Linked DNA regions of Homo sapiens: region 1 is linked to region 2. Evidence: read pairs that join two places in POLR2A ChIA-PET (ENCODE). Cell type or tissue: PC-9. All regions are shown on one strand.

The links. Peaks named below come from ENCODE experiments on the same cell type or tissue, not always from the same donor. Only the 100,000 strongest peaks of a DNase experiment are listed, where the experiment ranks them.
Region 1: POLR2A ChIA-PET joins it to region 2 with 10 read pairs; 1 of 35 experiments calls an interaction of 5 or more read pairs at or near these places.

The regions. Positions count from the first base shown.
Region 1 is chr14:102,710,632-102,713,131 of GRCh38, reverse strand. RCOR1 (REST corepressor 1) reads right to left here. Exons shown (of 12, transcript NM_015156.4): 7 at 2,119-2,197. Among named protein-coding and RNA genes, the nearest start is that of TRAF3, 66 kb to the left of the region's middle. In PC-9, no CTCF peak of the experiment used is centred here; a DNase peak (open chromatin) is centred at 1,051; H3K27ac peaks cover 1,802 bases.
Region 2 is chr14:103,379,453-103,381,952 of GRCh38, reverse strand. No RefSeq gene overlaps it. Among named protein-coding and RNA genes, the nearest start is that of MARK3, 4.7 kb to the left of the region's middle. In PC-9, no CTCF peak of the experiment used is centred here; a DNase peak (open chromatin) is centred at 992.

The sequences.
Region 1 (2,500 bases), 670 kb after region 2:
AAATACAAAAATTAGCCAGGCATGGTTGCGGGCCCCTGTAATCCCAGCTACTTGGGAGGCTGAAGCAGAGAACTGCTTGAACCTGGGAGGCAGAGGCTGCAGTGAGCTGAGATCGGACCACTGCACTCCAGCCTGGGCAACAGAGCAAGACTCCATCTCCAAAAAAAAAAAAAAAAAAAAAAAACAATGATTTAGCCATTTTCTTTCTGAATCAGAAATTATATAAATAAGAATTATAAAAATGTATGAAATCAAGTGTTTTCTCTCATTTAAAATGTGCCACTGAAAAACCTAGTAAATAGCAATACATCAACACAAAGCTTAATAAAAACTACAACTACAATTTGATTTCCCAAACAATCTAATTTAGCTAACCCTCAGGATCTTATTTGGGCATTCATATAAATTATGCAGAAAAAAACGACCAATTTCCAATTTGGTGATATACAACCAAAAAAAAAAAAAAAAGCCTTAACAATGTATCTAGAACACGTTGACTCAACAATACAACTTCCAGGAATCGGTTCTAATGAAAAAAATCTATGAGCACAGATAGTGAGTTATGTGAGAATCAATCCAGCATTGTTTATAAAAGCAAAAAACAGGAGGAATAAACAACTGGGAAATCCACATAGGATAAGGTAACTCAATTATGAAACATTCATGTGACAGAATAATATATAGCTACGTATACAAATATATTTGACATAAAAAAAAATTCAAGGTCCAGCCTGGCCAACATGATGAAACCCCATCTCTACTAAAAATACAAAAAAAAAAACCTAGCAGGGCGTGGTGGCATGTGCCTATAATCCCAGCTACTCGGTAGGCTGAGGCAGGAGAATCACTTGAATCTGGGAGGCAGAGGTTGCAGTGAGCCAAGGTCATACTACTGCACTCCAGCCTGGGCAACAGAGTGAGAGACTGTCTCAAAAACAAAATAAAAAAAAATAAAATCAAGGGCTGGAGGTGGCTCATGCCTGTTATCCCAGCACTTTGCAAGGCCATAGTGGAAGGACTGCTTGAGCCCAGGAGTTGGCGGCTGCAGTGAGTCATGGTGCCACTGCATTCCAACCTGGGTGACACAGGAGACCCTGTCTCAAAAAAGAAAAAAGAGAAAAAAAAAATCAAGGTAGAGTAAATTTAAAAGGTTCTAAAAATTACAAAGCTTCCATTATATTATTTTTAAAAAGTGACTAGATTCAGAATTATGAATATACAGGCATATACATTTTACAGAAAGAGTTCTCAGGAAAAAGTCACCAAAAGGTTGACAGTGATTATGGATAATATTATAAATCACTTTAATTTTCTTCTTTCAGTTAGCTGTATTTCCTACCTTGTCTATAAGAAACATATATTACTGATGTCATTTTAAAGTTTAGATAAATTTAGACCCTTCTGTTTTTATAGGCTTAAAATAATAACTATTCTTATAATTTGGAGCAGAGAGAGAGAACTCTCTGAGAAATTTTTTTGAAACTATAGACTGTGTCTTTGGAAAAATACCTCTATGAACCTATGTAAAAGTTACATGCAATTGTAGAGGTTCACGAGCCCCCTGAATCCAGAAACTACAATCTCTTGTATAATGATTTTTTAAAATGATAAGATGAAACAGTCACCATGTGAGAGAGGATGGTCCTGGCTCCCCCTGGTGTGACCAAATTGCTGCTTCTGAGTAACAGGAGGGCTGTGCCGAGTCCCTGCCAGCTCCCTGCAGTCACCCCAGGCACGGCATGGGTGCCTAGGATGGGCAGACGCTGGGGCATCTATAGCGTGAATGGAGACCCTAAGGCTGCCTGGAATTCACTAGACCACTTGTTAACCTACTGAGCTAATGGCTTACGAAGAAAGTCAGTGAGGACTGCTGTTCTAGGGAACATCATTACTCATTAGTGCTATTTTCTATCCTTTAAGCCTTCCTTTATTCATATCTATTAGCAAACAAAATTATACAATCTATAAAGCAAAGACAGTATTGTTGAAAAATAGTCATATCATGCTGCTTTCCACATAGCACTTAATATATTAAGTAGAACAAGCAACATGAATGTTTTATTTATGAAACTAGTAATAAAATTTATTCGCCTAAACAATACTAGGGGGAAAAAATACCTCCTTTTTGCTTTCCTTGTTTTGATCAACCTCAATGTCAATGGGATTGTTTCCATTTGCCTCTTCCAGTTCATCCTCGCTGGAAGACAAGAACAAGTTACTGAATGATTATTTTGTACTAATTTTCCGAATACAAACGATAAATTGATTTAACTGAAAATTTTGTACTAATTTTACCAAATATAAATAATAAACTGATTTAATATAAAATTAGTATGTTTTCAGGCTGCTGAGATAAAAACATCTTTGTAATTCAAACAGAATACCAACTCCATAGTTCTTTCAGTCTAAGTGATGAGAAACTACTAAAATAGATTCCTAACTTCCCAATCCAGATCTAAAACACTATTGCTCTATATCTGTAAACTGAAAATATCAAAAT
Region 2 (2,500 bases):
CCTCCCATCTCTGCCTCCCAAGGTGCTGGGATTACAGGTGTGATCCACTGCGCCTAGCCACCTGGGTGTGTGAATTACAAGCAAAAAAGAAAAGGAGAGGAAGAGAAGAAACAGTAAAGTATTGTTCTGTCCAAAGGACTCTCTGTGGCCCAGAATTATGTGCATCTATGGTCTGGAAGGAATAGAGAGGAGGGTTTGGAAGTTGTCCTTGGAATGCCTTCTTCAATCCCTTTTCATATTTCTTGTTTCCTGTCTTCATATTAAAATAGTTTCTACCTTGGGGCCCCAAGCTGAAAAGATATAACTAAATTTACTAAGATGTATATGTGCATAAGCAATACTTACTTTCATGGCAAGAAGGAAGGCACCATGAGACATCAGAAGCTAGAGATAATCTAGCCCTACTATGTCCCTGTGGGACAGACGAGAAACTGAGTCTCAAAGCCATTAGGATAGCTGCTACCAAAAAAGCAGAAAATAACAAATTTTGGCAAGAACGTGGAGAAATTGGAAACTGTGCACTGTTGGTGGGGATGTAAAATGGTGCAGCTTCTATGGAAAGCAGTATTATGCTTCTTGAAAAAAATTAGAAATAGAATTACCATAGGATCTAATAATCCCACATCCAGATAGATACCCAAAAGAATTGAAAACACAGTCTCAAGGAAATATCTGCACAGTCATGTTCATGGCAGCATTATTCACAATAGCTAAAATGTGAAAGCAAACCAAGTGTCCATCCATAGATGAATGGCTAAACAAAATGTGGTATGTCCATACAATGGAATATTATTCAACCTTAAAAAGAGGGGAAATTCTGACATTAGCTACAACACAGATGAAACTTGAGGACATTATGATGAGTGAAATAAGTCAAACACAAAAGGACAAATTCTGTATGATCCCTCTTCTATGAGTTACCTGGAGCAGTCAAATGTATTGAGACAGAAAGCAGAATGGTGGTGCCAGTGGGGAGGAGGAAATAGAGAGTTCTTGCTTAATAGGGAGAGTTTCCGTTTGGAAAGAAAAGAGACATGAGGACAGATTGCACAACAGTATGAATGTACTCAATGCCACTAAACTGTACACTTAAAAATGGTTAAGATGGTTAAGATGGTTTTATGTTATATGTTGTTACCACAATTTTATTTATTCATTTTTGAGATAGGGCCTCACTTTGTCACCCAGGCTGGAGTGCCGTGGCACAATCACAGCTCACTGCAGCCTCAAACTTCGGGGCTCAAGTGATCCTCCTGCCTTAGTTTCCAAAGTAGCTGGGTCCACAGGCATGTACCACCATGCCTAGCTAATTTTTTGTATTTTTTTTTTTTTTTTGTACAGATGAGGGTTTGCCATTTTGCCCAGGCTGGTCTCGAACTCCTGGCCTCATGCAATGCTCCCACCTTAGCCTCCCAAAGTGCTGGGATTACAGGCAGGAGCCACTATACTCAGCCTGCAATTTTAAAAACAAATAAAGAAATGAAGTCAAAGCTTCAGAAGCTTTGTCTGAAGCTGCACAACTAGTTAGCAACAGAGCCAGAATGGGGGTCCAAATCTCCCAAGCTCCAGCAGACGCCCCCCATATACACTATCACCAGAAAGTATCTGGGTCCCCGATGGCAGCTTCAAGCACCTGCACTAGCAGTGAGATTGCCATCCTCCTGATTTCTTCTGCAAAAAAATAAGCACCTGCTTGTTGCACCCACTACAGTTGGGTTGTGTGTTACTGCCTAGCTTGATCCTAACCAGTACCATCATGCTAAGTGTCACATCTGCTGATCCACAGGCCTGTGCTCTCTGCACCACATCTAGTTTGGACGAACATGGAAAGGCTGCTGCAGGCTTGTCACCCCATCACAGCCCTCACAAACACAACTCCTCTACCAGAGAGTGGGAACTACTGGGACCCGGGAGCCATTCCTCAGTGTGTGTGTGTGTGTGTGTGTGTGTGTGTGTGTGTGTGTGTGTGCGTGTTTGTACGCAGATATGTTGCAGACCAAGAGCTGAACACTGAGAATATGTAAAGCCACAGAGATGGAGAAAAGCAGAGTGTGATAATTATGAGACATTGCAGTCATCATGCTTGGTGAGGGGAAAGAGGAGGGGCCGGGCAGTAGGTGTTCCTGGGACATTCCAGGTAGGCCCCAGATGCTTTGAGTCTTTGGGAAATATGAGGTCCATTTGGACTCCATGCCAGGCTGCTCCCCCCACACCGGGGATGAGGGCAGACAAGCTGCTATTCTTTTAATTTACCCTCCAGTCCCCTTCTTCACTCCAGCGGGGTCCTGTTGCCCTCTGTGAGCCCTGCTTCAAGGCCCAGAAGGCACCCCAGGAATTCTCACTTCCAAGATTGTGTTCCTGCCATTCACTCACCTGGAAAGGCTCCCCTGCCTGCCCAAAGCCTCCCTGCTGTTATGCAGCCATCCTCTCATCCTGTCCTCATCCAGGGTCCTTGTCCTTGTCCTGGCTTCTTCCCTGAAGACTCTGCAGACCAGCCCCC